Regions from separate parts of the Homo sapiens genome. Here region 2 is linked to region 1. A link is a loop called in an ENCODE intact Hi-C map of the cell type or tissue named here. Cell type or tissue: Caco-2. All regions are shown on one strand.

Region 1 (8,000 bases):
CAGGCGTGAGCCACCGTGCCCGGTGAGAATTCCTTCCTTTCACATCCACATCTTTCTCTGTCTCACACATGCCCCATACTAGCCATCCTCCTTCCTCTCTGTTTCTCAAATTGAAACACAATTAAGGACAAAGAAAATACTCAGGTTATTGGACACATTTGCAAATCTTCACAATCCCACAGAGGGCCTTTAGCCCCCGATGAGAACCAGTGGCATAATAACCCCTCTTGGGAACCAGCGTCATTCTCCCGATTCTCTGTTATGCATCAGTCTTGGTCACCTTTCTTTTCTTTTCTTTTTCACGCTTGTCTCTGCTTGGTATCCTCTAGAATTTGGTTTTCAATGTCCTTGCCTTACATTTGCAACATCTTCAGAGAAAGTGGTCCTAGCCCATCCCAGCTCCCACAGGCTGGTATTTCTAGTTTCCTGGCCAAGGAGGGCACACCTTTCAGGTACACAGAGATACAAAGGCTGCCAAATATTTCTCATTGCATTGTTTAGCTGGAGTATCTCAGGCCAGAGACAGGGACATGACCAGGCAAACTTCAGAGGAAGTTGTGAAGCTGTGAGAGGTCTTGGAATAAAAAAATGGATCTAGAGCTCTTCTATTGCTGAATGGGCCATGTGACTGCTGCCCATTCTATCAAAGTGGAAGCCAAACCAGTCCCTTCCCTTAGAGCTTCCATAGATGAGAGGGTACAGGGAAGCAGGAGGGATGGGGTTGTTTTTACTCTTGCACACCAGCTAAATATCAGCGCTGGTCTCCAGAGTAGAGAAGCCGTCTACGAGAGACTTCCAGGGTATCTGTGCTGTCTCTGATACCAAAGCATCCGGGCACGGCACAGCAGCTCATGCCTATAATCCCAGAACTTTAGGAGGCCGAGGAGGGCAGACGGTAGCTCACGCCTATAATCCCAGAACTTTAGGAGGCCGAGGAGGGCAGATTGCTTGAGCCCAGGAGTTCGAGACAAACCTGGGCAATGTGGCAAAATCCTATCTCTACAAAAAATATAAAAATTAGCCAGGTGCGGTGGCGCGCGCCTGTAGTCCCAGCCACCTGAAAGGCTGAGATGGGAGAATTGCTTGAGCCCAGGAGGCAGAGGTTGCAGTGAGTGGTGATCCCGCCACTGCACTCCAGTCTGGGCGACCGAGTGAGACCCTGTCTCAAAAACAAACAAACAAAAAATGTAGTTCGACCCACAAAATATCTCAAGATTGTATTTGATTGGCTTTAGCTTGGGAATCAACTTTCATCTTCAATGGCACTGCTGTTTTGCAGGACAGCTTTTGACTCGACATAGAACAATATCCAGCAGTTTCTTCCTGACATTGCTGGATGAACACTGAGGCACATGATGAATTGTTGTGCTGAGAAACTCTGAGATGTTGCATGGGTCACGGCTGCTGTGAGAGTGACTCACAGAAGCCCAGACCTGCCTGGGAGGCAGGAAGGGCAGCATTGAGGGACTGACGGGCCCTGGGCCATGACAAACAGAAGCAGATGGGATGAGGCCCACAGGGACATTGTGTCATTCACTGGGTGACCTGAGCATTACCAGAGGCAGACGAGACTGCCAGGAAGAGCACTGTTCTCTCATCTGGTGGGTTTGCAAACCTTTTTCTTTTACTATTTTCTTAAAAGAAACCTCTTCTGAATTCTGTCTGTGGCTTTGGTTGGGATCCAGCCAAGCTTTAGTTTAAAAATAAGACATATTACATTGTTACGGAATTATCAAGCTTTGGTCAACGTCGACATCAACATCATTAGCAAAACATGATTCAGGTGTTCGGCTGGGCAGACCCTCGCACATGGCAATCTAAATGAATAAGCACACTTCCTTCTCATTTTTGAGAATGTAGCTGAGAAGCAAAAATGAATACTGATGTGGATGAAAATGTAAAAGGCTTGCAGACACATACCGTGCACACCAAATTTCGGCACACAACATTAAGAAGGAATAAAAGGTAAGGTGCCTGATCCTTCGTCACACGTGTACCCACCTGATGGCATGCTGATGCCCATCAGTTGAGGTCGGTGGCGAGAGAAGGGTGGATTTGAAGGGTCATTTCAAATTCTTCTGAGTCAAAGTGGCCTAGACCAGGAGCCCCCGAGCAGAGACCATGGCTTTTAATTTTGAATCTTCACCATCCAACCCGGGGCCGAGTAGCTAGGCAGTAGTTTGATTGTAGTAACTCTTATCTTACTGTCATTATAATCTCTGCTGTTGAATGTCCCTGCATCACCTTCTAACTACCCCACCATACGAGGCTGTCATAAATGAGGGTTGATACTCACAGGTGTCTTCAGCTTGTCTCATTTTGTGGGAAGTGCACCATATCACTGTTCTGGAAGCTTTTTTCTCCAGAATTCCATAAGCTGGAACAACTATTTATGAACCTCATTTATAAGAGATGACAGTTGCCAGTAGTACAATGAAATACATGCTGTGAGAAAATGAAGTGTTCTAATCAATTAAACATACGTACAAGGCAGAATGAACTTTTATATCCCTCTAACCGGTACCCCAGTCCCCTGGCCTTTCCTGGGGCCTATGATAAGCCAAAGCTAGGCCAGCTCAAAGGAGAGGGAGAGTAGCGATTCTGTAAGAATATCCATACACAGGAACTGCGCCAAGGGGAGGCCAGCTGGACAGAGAGCAAGGTTAGCCTGCCTTCTAAAATCCACCGGCCTGCTTCTCCCACCGGCCCCCAGCACAGTTCCTGCCCAGGTAAAGCAGAACCCAATGTGACCAAAAGCCTGACCTGGACCCAAGGCATGGCCTGGGAGTGGGAGCAGTAGGTTGAGGAGGTCCGAAGGGGCAGGAATTGGGGTGTGGGTGGGGAGTGAAAGGAGAGAAGGCCAAATGTGGGGGGAGGCCCTCAGGCCAAGCTGGAAGGACCTGGGGCTGAGGAGTGCCCAGGGATTCCCCGACTGGACCCCTGACCTTCCCATACTCTGACTGGGAAGACACAGTGCAATCTTTTCTTCGAGACAGAGTCTCGCTCTGTCACCCAGGCTGGAGTGCAGTGGCGTGATCTCAGCTCACTGCAAGCTCTGCCTCCTGGTTCAAGCGATTCTCCTGCCTCAGCCTCCCGAGTAGCTGGATTACAGGTGTGTGCTACCACACCTGGCTAATTTTTGTATTTTGGGTAGCAACAGGGTTTCACCATGTTGGCCAGGCTGGTCTCAAACTCCTGACCTCGTGATCCGCCCATCTCGGCCTCCCAAAGTGCTGGGATTACAGGCGTGAGCCTCCGCGCCCAGCCCGACACAACTCAATCTTGAAGGGCTGTTTTGTACATCCTTCTGGATGCAATGGTGCATGGATAGGCTAAGAGTACACTTGTGTTATAAATTGAAAACCACTGCTCCCGTCCACTCTTCAGATGGACGTTCTGGGTTTGTTTTACATGTGTTTTTCCTTTCTTTCATAAAAGAAAAGGAATCATGTTGTCATCAGTTTTTTAAAGTTTGTCCCCAGCTCCCTCTACTTTTTCTGTGTCTGATGGGGGCCAGCCAGTCACAAGGACCTCACCATACTAGCAGGGTGCGGCCTTCTAAATGGGCATTTGTGAAGCTCTGGGTGCTGGCTGGGCGGGGCAGGGTCAGAGAAATGCAAAGTATTCCAGGCATTAGCCCCGGAATTTACTCCCAGCCTCTCCTCTGCCCACATCATAGCCCCACCAGGCTGCAGTCTTCTCCCCTTGGATCAGAAGGTGCCCCAAGGCCTCTCTTGGAGATTTTACCCTGTTGGCTCATCAGGAGAGAGGAAGAGAGGCTAGGATCAGAGGAAATGCCTAATGAATTACCATGAGGAAAGAAGAAGCAGAATGTGAGCAGCTGCCTCTGCTGGTTAGGTCCAGAGAAAAGATGTTTCTGGATCTATGATTTAGGTGGGCAGGCAAGCAAGCAATAGGAGAGCCCGCAGCCAGGGGAGAGAAAACTCCTGGGAGTTTCTGCTTTCTGAAGCCGGGGGCAGTTTGCCCAGCCAGGCTGGAGGTGATGCCAGAGGGCCTCGATTTGGGGGTGCCACCTCCTGAGTACAGCAAATGGACCTGACACCCTCAGTGAAGTCAAGATAAGAGGAAGGCTGGATGCCAAATGGGGACAAAGGATTAAAATAGGCTTTGGGGGCTGTTCTAACCCAAGGAGAGGAAACACGAGAGAAAAAAACATCCCTGAGTGACAGCCCCACAGATTCCCAGAAGTGGGATGGGAGTGGAGAGGGCTCATTATAAGCTGTTCCTTTTGCAAACCTGGGTGAGCTGCTAGAGCTTCTAGAGAACGAACATCCCAGGACATCTGGAATGAAGTGGGCGTGGGGAGACCCTATGATATCAACTCCACTGACAAATTGCAGTTTACCAAGCATGGTCAAAACCAGCATCCCACAGCACGTGACAACGGTCCTGGGGCAGTGTCATCATCACGCTGCACCTGTTTTACAGATGAGGAGACTCAGACATGTGCGAGGACTTGGCCTGCATAGGTGGGCTTCAAAGAGAGGTGTGAGGACCACTGGTCAGTACGAGGTGATTTCGTGCTGCAAGGGTAAATTATTATGCTAATAGACACATATTTACTGTAATGAGCTTTTAAAAATATAATTAGAACCACGAAACCTGTGATTTCAAGGATACTGTTATTTTTTTTTTAGGCAGTCTTGCTCTGTCACCCAGGCTGGAGTGCAGTGGCGTGATCTCAGCTCACTGCAGTCTCTGCCTCCTGGGTTCAAGCGATTCTCCTGCCTCAGCCTCCCGAGTAGCTGGAATTACAGTTGTGTGCCACCATGCCCAGCCAATTTTTGTATTTTTAGTAGAGACGGGGTTTCACCATGTTGATCAGGCTGGTCTTGAACTCCTGGTCTCAAATGATCCACCTGCCTCGGCCTCCCAAAGTGTTGGGATTACAGGTATGAGCCATCGCACCCAGCCGAGGCTACGTTTTAAAAGTGAGTTTATTTAAAGTTGGTTTCAACAAAGTGGTAAAGAAATCATATTACATATGGCAATGGGTTTTCCTTTTTTAAAAGTGCAAAGGTGGGAAACTATGTACTGAATGGTGGTAGTGATGATGGTGATGATGATGATGATGATAGCAAACTATCATCATCATCAAGTTTTATAACACTCGGTGCCAAGCACCTTGCATATATTAAATTATTTATTCTTGTGACATCTCACGAGGTAGGGATAATGATGACTTCATTTGACACACGAGGCTTTAGGGAGGCACAGGGTAAGGGTGGAGGGCTACATCCAGGTGCTCAGACCGCAGTGCACTCACTCCTGAAGGCGGCTATGGAGGCCCCTGGCCAGAGGCCCAGGTGCAGGGGTGTTGAGAACATGCCTGCTGGAATGGGGAGGGAGTCCGTGTATGCCCTCTCTGCTTCCGATGCAGAACTACAGGAGATGCCATATTTCACAATGGCATTGCTTTCCAAAGCAAATGGGGACAATCTGGTGGCCACAGTAAGGTGGTTTCATGAGCAGCTCCAGCAGCATTCTGCTTTGCACTTTGGGCAGAGGCTGCATTGCGCAGCTAATGGGAGGGCCTCGGGCGGAATCTAGCTAAGTCCATTTCAGACTGGCCTTGCTGCCAGCCCGCTAAACTCTTCCAGATGATTCTGGCTGGGTTTGAGAGGCTTTACCAGACAGGTTGTCTCTGTGTTAGAGGAGGGGAGGAGGATGTCTGCAAAATGTCTGAAGAGAGGGAAGAAGAGAACTCTGAGATCAGGTGGCTGCTGCAAAGGCTCACATGACGAAGGCGGATTGGGGAGAGGAACGAAGAGACAATAGGGCTAGTGGGTCCTAAGAACCTCTCAGCCAAGAGCACAAAACACAGCTGTGCTAGATGGGTGTAATGGCATGCACCCAGTCCCAGCTACTCAGGAGGCTGAGGTGGGGAGGGCCAATATGCTGCCAGCCTGGGCAACACAGCGAAATTCCATCTCTAAAAAGGAAGCCACAAAGGCCACAGTTGTGCTTCTTACTGTTCACACAATTGGTCAAAAATCTTCCAGCGCATCCTCTCATTCAGCGTAGCATTTAAGAGCAAGAGCTCTGGAATCCTAGATTCACCTCTCATTAGCTAGATGGCCTTGCTGAGGTCATTTAACCCCTCTGGGACTCAGTTTCTCCATCTGAAAAGTAGGAATAATAAAAGTGTCTCTCGTAGGGTACAGTAAAGATTACATGTGATGGTCTTGGCGCAGTACGGGACGTGTGTGAAGTACCTGCTGGTGGTAGCTGTCACTGTTGGCATCCCCCAGGTCACTGCCCCTCTGAGGAGACCCCATCTGGCTTGGATTTGTAAGTCCAGGCTGACCTACCACAGCAAAATTTTAGAAAATTCTTACTTTGATTAGTTAATGTCCCTTTTAATTTTTTAAAAAAGGTGTACATGGGCAAACGTACTGATTTCATGGGATATTTAAGCCAAAGTTAAGATATCAAAGTGGCCAGAAAAGGGTTCCAAAGTTGAATTCATGGTTTTTCTCTCTCAAACCCTGCTTTTCCTCCCGTGTTCCCTGTCTTAGTAAATAACTCCTCTAAGTGCTGGGAGGGTCTAGAAAATGACACCTCTTTTCTGTTTCCAGGTCCTGATCAGACTGGCTACGCCCTCCTTAGCTGACACTGCCTCCCACATTGCAGGCTTCTGAGGGGTGTGGGGTGGATACAGCCGGCCCCACCAAGCTCACTGTGTGGCCCAGAGAGCAGAGAGATCACATCTGTCTGTGGCAGGCAGGGGTGATCTGAAAACCCAAAAGGCACTGAGCCACCCCAGTCCAGTTCCTCCTCCCTAATACACCATCATATAAGGAGCGAGGGGCTGTTACGCTAACAGAAGACCCTCCACCAGGAAACATGAGGAGTGGGGAATGAGTGTTCCTCTAACACCATCCACCACAAACCTCAGAGTCACCTTAGACACACAGTCTCCCTCACCCCTACCTCACTCCATATTCTGCCTGTCACCAAGTCCTGTCAATTTCACTTCCAAACTAGGTCTTGACTCTGCTCTCTTGACTCTATTATACAGCCACTAGTCCAAGACAGTATTTATTAACTCTCACCTGGACTGCTTACAGGCCCCCTCATCCACTTTTGCTGTCTCTGATCTGTTCACACTGCAGGCCCCAACTCTCCTGACATGATTTTTAACAGTTCTTTGTTGCTCTTTGGTAAAAACTAAAATCCATCATGTGTGCCTGATGCCCTGCTGGTCTAGCCCCTGCCTACCTCCCCAGCCTCGGGCAGCACCACCATCCCTCTCACCCCCAGTGGGAGCTCCAGCCACCCTGCTTTGATTTCACGGAGAAGACAGGCTTCATTCTACTCAGAACCCTTTCTCGTGCTTTCTCTCTGCGTAGAATGCCCACCCTTCCTTTCTTCCAACCTTCCTTCCTCCCTTTCCCTCCCTCCCACCGACTCTCACTCATCCTCCACATCTGAACTCAAATGTCACCTTTCCAAGGAAGCTTCCCAGACAAGATCAGATCTCCCTACTAAAGATTCAAGGTTTTGTGATCATTTCTTTCATAGTATTGAGAGTTGATAATAAGATAATTGTTTGATTCTTTGATCAATCTCTGTGTCCCCATGATACTCTAAGCTCCATGAAGACAGTGGTTTTTTTCACCCCTCAGCCCCTGGCATAGTAACTGGCACATAGTAGATGCCTGGTAAATATTTGTTGATTGATTGAATTAGACAGAAAAATTATTGTAGAAAAAAATGTGATCCCAGTGAATGGTTCTGGAGATCAAATGTCCCTTTTCCAGGAAAGTGGGGCAGGCTAGGGAGACATGGGATAGGTTGTTTGTGTGTGAGTGGTGGAGGGTGCAGGGGAAAAGGGTTTGTCTGGGATCAGAGTTCAGCAGCTGGCAGCTCAACTGGTTGCATGGGAAACGTGATTATAGTGTCAGGAGGGATTAATGGAGTGGAGCAAAGGAGGTGGTTCCTGGTAGAGCCCTTCCCAGATCAGATGCATATGGGAT
Region 2 (8,000 bases), 130 kb before region 1:
CTGTTCTTAGGCCTTGAGGTCAAGTCTGGTGGAAAAGTGCTCTGCCATGATGATGTGTAGAATGTCGGTTTTATCCCAATTCAAAAGAAACACAGCATAATAGAATTTTCTCAACTATGAATTTTTCTCTTACATGTTTTTCTTAAGCTCTTAATGGATTTCTTTTGACCACTGGTGAGCTGCAGGCACAGCAAGTGAACTATTTTGCCGAAGCTCCAGAGACATGACCGTGGGCCTGCGCTACCTGGACTGATTGGAACAGCATTGCTGCTGGTCATGCTCAGAAGCCACCTGCTGCCTGGAAGGCAGGGAAGGGAGGTCAGCTTGACCTGCTGCTTAATTGTGTCCAGATGTCTCTATACTCTGATCCACCTACAGAAAAGGACACTCAAATGTGAAAAGAACATCTCTACTTGACTCAGAATGTTTCTTCAGAGTGACAGTGACAGTGACAGTGAGGTGACAGTGACTGACAGGGAGGCGAGCAGGCTGGCTGGGAGCCTGGCAGTCCTAAGTTCTTATCTTAGCTCTTCTACTCACTAACTGTAACTTCGGGCAAGTTAACCTCTATGAGCCTCAGTTTCTTCATCTGTAAAATGGGGAGGTGACTGTTAGAGTTTTTGGTAGGATGGACTAAGCAGATACATGAAGAGTGGCTGGCAGGACCCCTGATTCAAGAGAAATGGCCGTGATTATGACTCTGATTCATATTGTATTGGTTGCTAGGTGGCTATTTTGTGGGGAGAGGGTGTAACTTGATCACAGGTATGTACGGCCAGAAGCACTGGCTCCAGCTGTCCTTTCAAAAGCTCTCAGGTTATGGAGTCGTACATTGTTCTACTTACTGTATCCTCATTAATTCTTGATCCATCCCTCAGCCCTTCTTCCCACTCACTTAGATAAAGCAGAGACCTGTGGTTTTCCTGCTGGCATTTTGTTCAGACACTGGTTTCTGAAGGTCTTTCCTGCCACTTGGAAGGATGGAGGAATACAAGGACTGAGAATGTTTGACTCCTTGGAGGGAGACACAGGGTTTCACGGGATTAGCTGACACAGCATGTAATCACCTTTCTGCTGCTCCCTAAGGCGGGGGGTGGGGGGTCTATTACTGTTGCTTCTTAAGTAAGCTTAGATGGAGCCTGGCTTCGCAGGCCCAGAATCCACTGCTGGACACTTTCCCTCCCTGGCCATGGCTTCTTGTGGCCAGAGGGGAATTCCCAGCAAAACTGTTGAGCCAACCTGGCACATGGACCCAGCCTAGCAGTCCACCCTACTCTGTTCTGTGGAGTCCGGGGAGGGTCTTGTTCTTGCTGGACATTTCCCCTGGGCACTTTATTCAAGAATGAAGGAACGAGAGACAGAGAGCTGAGTCTGAGAGGCAGAGAGAATCAAAGAGACAGAGACTGAAAGAGACATGCACACAGACAGAAAGAGACAGCGGTACAGAGAGAAACTAAGAGGCAGTCTGAGAGACAAGGAGACAGAGACAAGGAGACGACGACTGAAGGAGAGACACACAGAGAGACAGGGGGACAGACAGACGTGTGGGCAGAGGGAGCAAGCGAGAGACAGAGAGAGCAGAGTGTTAAAGGGACAGAAAGAAACAGAGAGAGACTGAAAGCAGAGAAAGAGAGACAGAGAGAAACAAACACACAGTGAGACAGAAACAGACACACACAGACAGGACAGAGAAGTAAACATAGAGGAATACACAGGCAGGCATGCAGAGAGATGGAGACGAAATCACACAGAGGCAGAGCTATAGACGGAGAGACGAGACACATTCAGAGAGAGAAAAAGCAAAGAGTTTCGGGGGAGATGAGGCTAAAGAGAAATGCCGGACTTGGCGGGAGACAGGACAAAGCAGTGGCTCAGCTGGGGACACGCACCGTTTGCACCAGAAGTCTTCACGCTCAAGTAGTTTCTTAGCTCTCAGCAGACAGCTGAGGATCGTCTCCAGACGACACGCTTCGGGAAGTGGGCCGGGCAGACTTACAGGGACAGCTGGGCTTCAGCTGTGGTTTACGGCGGCCAGCCTTTTAATCCAGGGCCAGGCCCGCAGGCAAGCTGGGGAGCTCAAGAGGCTCCCCCCGTAGCTCCCCGCTCCCAGGACCACGATAGGGACCCTGTGGGTCCTGTGGCCAGGGCAGACCCAGTTGAGGGGGAGGAGTATCCAAGCGCAGATACTCAGCCTGCAGGAGGCCTGGGGTCTGCAATCCACGGCAGCCCACACAGCCTTGGCTGTGGATGTAGGCCTCTGCTGTCATTTCAGGAATATGGGGAGCAGCCAGCCCCATTTCCTAAGCAACACCCCTGTCCTCACCACTCGCATGCCCACATACACACACGCACTTTCTAGTCTGCTGGGGGAATGGCTCCTTTTAGGCAGAGAGGGCTTAGTAACTGGAGTCAGCCATCGTAGAATCTCTGTTTCCCAACACAGCAGGAAAGTCAGGTGGAGAAATGTTCACCTGAGAAATCCTATCTGGTGTTCAGCGTGGTACTTCTGAAGGCCTGCAGAGGTGTGGGCTCTAAGCAGGAGAGTCAACCTTAAACTCCTAAGATGCGAGGGGCCCTGAGCCCGGAGCCTCGGCCTTGCTCCTGGCTCCTCCTGGCTCCCTGGCCTGTTCCGTGTTCTCCAAGTGCCTGCCTGTTTCTCTCTATGTTCTGATGACTGCTAAGGCTACCCTTCCTCCATCCTTGCTCTGCATCACTCACGGCATTTGCCCACTCGTACCCCAAGACATTGCAGGAGCTTGTCGTTGTCATTTCCCCTGGGACCTACCGAGGGTCACCAACTCTCTTGCTGACCAGACCTAGAGCCCAAGAGAGGCATCAAGCCTTGCCCTGAGATAGGATGTACTACCATCTCTCTGTTGAAAAGGGAGGTGATATCTAAAAAATGCTGCCCTTTTGACCCTGGGACCTCACAGTAGACATTACAATACAAACAAAGCCATTGGAGAAATCAAAGCTCATCCTTGGATAAGGAAACTGGGTCTGGATAATCTTGCAAGATAATTGCATTCCTGTGCCTGTCCTCTCTGCCCACAAGAGTCAACATGGGGCCAGGTGTTGCCTCATGCCTGGAATCCCAGCACTTTGGGAGGCTGAGGCAGGCGGATCACCTGAGGTCAAGAGTTTGAGACAAGCCTGGCCAACATGGTGAAACCCTGTCTCTACTAAAAATACAAAAAAAATATAGCCAGTTGTGGTGGCAGGTGCCTGTAATTTCAGCTACTCAGGAGGCTGAGGCAGGAGAGTCACTTGAACCCGGGAGGTGGAGGTTGTAGTGAGCTGAGATCGCACCACTGCACCCCAGCCTGAGCAACAAGAGGGAGACTCTGTCTCAAAAAAAAAAAAAAAGACTCCACAAGGTCCAAAGGAGCTCACTGTTGTCAGTTCACCCAAGTGTGAGCCCTGTGTGGAACCAGGGTGTAGCATGACGGCTGGATCAGTTCACCCAAGTGTGAGCCCTGTGTGGAACCAGGGTGTAGCGTGACGGCTGGATCAGTTCACCCAAGTGTGAGCCCTGTGTGGAACCAGGGTGTAGCGTGACGGCTGGATCAAGTGCAGAGTGTGGGGACCGGTCAGAGAGCTGGCACTGAGTGAGTCTTTGTCAGCAGGTTGGCGTGGAGCCCTCCTTGATTCTAACAGTCTCACTTTCTGTTTCCATCGTACTTTCGTTTGCAAAGCTCTTTCCCCCTCATCATCGTATTCCATTCTCCCCACGACTCTTAGGAGACGGGCAACCCGACTTTCCCCGCACAGGGAGAGAAAGTGAAGAACACAGAGGTGGGTGGGTAGCCTCTTCAAGGACACAGGGTGAATAGTGCCAGAGCCAGGACCCCAACCTAGATCTTCTGGATTAAAAAACCAGGGGCACTTTCTACTCGATTCGGCTTTTATAGGTGAGACACTGACCAGTTCCTGCCAGAATCCTATCTTCCATCATTTATTTCCTCTGAAAAGGAAAACCCAAAGCGGCAGGCAAGATATTGCGTGTTATGCCTCAGGGGGTTGGACAGTCCTAGAATTACCTGGAACACTTACTTCCAGCATGAGGGTTCCTCATGTAGCTATCGCACCTCCCAGCCCTTCAGCTGCATACCTGCAGGCCACCTGCTCCACACACAAGCCATGAAAAGGCATGCTGTGATCTGAACTGTATGTCTCCCCAAAATTCACAGGGGGAAACCTAATGAGCAAGGTGATGGTATTAGAAGGTGGGACCTTTGAGAAGTGAGGTCATGAGGTCATGAGGGGAGCCCTCATGGATGAGATGAGTCCCTTATAGAAGAGACTCCAGAGTGCTAGTGAGCCCCTGTGACCCTGTGAGTTTCCAGTGAGAAGGAAGTGGGCCCTCGTCAGACACTGACTCTGCAGGCACCTAGATCTCGGACTTCCCAGCCTTTGAAACTGTGAGAAATAAATGTCTGCTGTTTACAAGCTACTCCGTTTAGTGCATTTTGTTAGAGCAGCTCAAAGGGACTAAGACAAGGTGCAAATGCTCAACCACAGAATGAGCACGACCATAGCACAGGCTCCCGGGCGGCACAGGGGAGATGGGGGAGAAGGGCAATTTGTTATGTCTTGTTGCTGGTTATTGCTGATCTACAGGAAGGCAGCTGCTCCGAGCCATGTATCTTAGATACGGCCCTTTGATGGAATTTCATTAATATCAGCAAGTGTTTTCAGTTGATTATCTGGGAATTTCTAATGATAATTTTTTCTCCTTTTGAATAATTCTACTTCTTATTTCTATTTTATTGCATGAATCAGATCTTCCCAATATTAAATAATAGTAGTAATGGTAGAGATTTTTATTCCTGATTTTAACAAGACTGTGTCTAATGTTTCAGCTTCTGAGATCAGACAAGATTGGGCACCTTCAGGGTGGTATGGCCCTATGTCTAATATTTTCTTTTCTTTTCTTTTTTGTTTTTGTTTTTTGAGACGGAGTCTCACTCTGTCACCAGGCTGGAGTGCAGTGGCGCGATCTCAGCTCACTGCAAACTCTGCCTCCCGGGTTCAAGCGATCCTCCTGCCTCAGCCTCCCAAGTAGCTGGGACTACAGGCGCACGCCACCATGCCCAGCTAATTTTTTGTATTTTTAGTAGAGACGGGGTTTCACCATGTTGGCCAGGATGTTCTTGATTTCTTGACCTCATGATCTGGCCACCTCAGTCTCCCGAAGTGCTGGGATTACAGGCATGAGCCACTGTGCCCGGCCATGTCTAATATTTTCTAATTAAGTATTATATTTGTCACTATCATGAGTTGCATTTGGTTGTGGTAAGGAAAAATCTTTCTATTCCTAGTTTAAATTTTCTTTAACAAATCAGGAATGAACATTTTCTGATAAAGATTTAGCAGCTGCAGGCTGGGTGCGGTCTCAAAAAAATTACAGGCTCACGCCTGTAATCCCAGCACTTTGGGAGGCCAAGGTGGGCGGACCATGAGGTCAGGAGATTGAGACCATCCTGGCTAACATGGTGAAACCCGTCTCTACTAAAAATACAAAAAATTAGCCGGGTGTGGTGGTGGGCACCTGTAGTCCCAGCTATTTGGGAGGCTGAAGCAGGAGAATGGCGTGAACCTGGGAGGCGGAGCTTGCAGTGAGCAGAAATCGCGCCTCTGCACTCCAGCCTGGGCAACAGAGAGAGACTCCATCTCAAAAAAAAAAAAAAAAAAAAAAAGATTTAGCCGCTGCAAAGTGCGTTGAGTCAGGGGAATGGATCAAGAAGGATTCCTGTTGGAGTGGTGTAGTAGAGTGGTTGTTAGTGCAAACATGTAGATTTGGCAGCCTTTGCATGAGAGACCTGGGGGAGGCACAGCTCTGCTGTTCATTACCTGAGAGACCTTGGGAATTCACTTAACTTCTCTGAGCCATCTTCACCTCATCTAGAGAAGCAGGGCCTTTACTTGCTAGTTTTGTGAGGATGAAGTGAGGTTGTGTATGTGAAGTACTGAGATAGCCAGTCTCCAAGACGGTCCTCAACAATCTCTGTCTCCTGTATTTACACCCTTATGGGATCTCCTCCTGTATGATATTAGGATTGGTCTGTGTAACCAATAGAATCCAGCAACTGTGATGATATGTCACTTCCAAGGCTAGGTCGTAAAATAGCATTGAGGCTTCCTGTTTGGTCACTCTCTTTCTTGGATCACGTGTTCGTGGGGATCACTTGGATCATGTGTTGTGAGCAGTCCTATGGAGAGGTTCACGCAGTAAGGAACAGAGGCCTCCTGCCAACAGCCATGTGTGAGCCATTTTACAAGTGGCTCCTCCAGCCCATCAAGTCTTCAGAAGACTGCAGCTTCTCAGATGACACTTTGACTGCAACCTCAGAGACCCTAAGCCAGAACCGCCTAGCTAAGTCACTCCTGACCTTCAGAAACTATGTGACATAATACATGTGATATGGTTTGGCTGTGTCCCCACCCAAATCTCATCTTGAATTGTAACTCCCACAATTCCCATGTGTCGTGGGAGGAACTCCGTGGGAGGTAATTGAATTATGGGGATGAGATCAGATGTTTTTTTAAAAATGGGAGTTTCACTGCGCAAGCTCTCTTTTTGCCTGCTGCCATCCATATAAGATATGACTTGCTCCTCCTTGCCTTCTGCCATGATTGTGAGGCTTCCCCAGCCATGTGGAACTGTGAGTCCAAATAAACCTCTTTCTTTTGTTAATTGCCCAGTCTTGGATATGTCTTTATCAGCAGTGTGAAAACAGACTAATACAGTAAATTGATACCAAGAGTGGGGTGCTGCTGAAAAGATACCCAAAAATGTGGAAGTGACTTTGGAACCGGTTAACAAGCAGAGGTTGGAACAGTTTAGAGGGCTCAGAAGAAGAGAGGAAAATGTGGGAAAGTTTGGAACTTCCTAGAGACTGTCGAATGGCTTTGACAAAAATGCTGATAGTGATACGAACAATAAGGTCTAGGCTGAGGTGGTCTCAGAAGGAGATGAGGAACTTGTTGGGAACTGGAGTAAATATGACTCTTCTATGTTTTAGCAAAGTGACTGGCAGCATTTTGCCCTGGCCCTAGAGATTTGTGGAAACTTGAACTTGAGAGAGATGACTTAGGGTATGTGGCAGAAGAAATTTCTAAGCAGCAAAGCATTCAAGATGTGACTCGGGTGCTGTTAAAGGCATTCAGTTTTATAAGGGAAGTAGAGCATAAAAGTTCAGAAAATTTGCAGCCTGACAATGTGATAGAAAAGAAAAACCCATTTTCTGAGGAGAAATTCAAGCTGGCTGCAGAAAGTAATGAGGAGCTGAATATTAATCCCCAAGACAATGGGGAAAATGTCTCCAGGGCATGTAAGAGGTTTTCACGGCAGCCCTCCCATCACAAGCCCAGAGGCCTAGGAGGAAAAAATGGTTTCATAAGCCAGGCCCAGGGTCTCTGTGCTGTGTGCAGCCTAGAGACTGACTAAAAGGGGCCAAAGTACAGCTTGGGCCATGGCTTCAGAGGGCGCAAGCCTCAAATCTTGGCAGCTTCCACATGGTGTTGGGCCTGTAAGTGCACAGACGTCAAGAATTGAGGTTTAGGAACCTCTCTCTGCCTGGATTTCAGAGGAGGTATGGAAACACCTGGATGCCCAGGTAGGAGTTTGCTGCAGGGGTGGGGTCCTCATGGAGAACCTCTGCTAGGGTAGTGCAGAAGGAAAATGTGGCGTTAGAGGTCCCACACAGAGTCTCTACTGGGCCACCACCTAGTGGAGCTGTGAAAAGGGAGGCACCATCCTCCAGATCCCAAAATGGTAGATCCACCAACAGCTTGCAACGTGTGCCTGGAAAAGCCACAGACACTCAACAACAGTCTGTGAAAGCAGCCAGGAGGTAGGCTGTACCCTGCAGAGCCACAGAGGCGGAGCTGCCCAAGACCATGGGAACCCATCTCTTGTATCAATGTGACCCAGATGCAAGACACAGAGTCAAATGAGATCATTCTGGAGCTTTAAGATTTGACTGCCTTGCTGGATT

Evidence for each region. Peaks named below come from ENCODE experiments on the same cell type or tissue, not always from the same donor. Only the 100,000 strongest peaks of a DNase experiment are listed, where the experiment ranks them.
Region 2: it touches region 1 in a loop (2.8-fold over the local background); 3 of 110 quality-filtered maps call a loop at or near these places.

The regions. Positions count from the first base shown.
Region 1 is chr3:197,486,581-197,494,580 of GRCh38, forward strand. No RefSeq gene overlaps it. Among named protein-coding and RNA genes, the nearest start is that of LINC02012, 19 kb to the right of the region's middle. RefSeq lists enhancers at 3,380-3,925, 3,926-4,471 and a silencer at 3,658-3,952. In Caco-2, no CTCF peak of the experiment used is centred here; a DNase peak (open chromatin) is centred at 3,631.
Region 2 is chr3:197,352,899-197,360,898 of GRCh38, forward strand. No RefSeq gene overlaps it. Among named protein-coding and RNA genes, the nearest start is that of DLG1, 58 kb to the left of the region's middle. In Caco-2, no CTCF peak of the experiment used is centred here; a DNase peak (open chromatin) is centred at 3,063.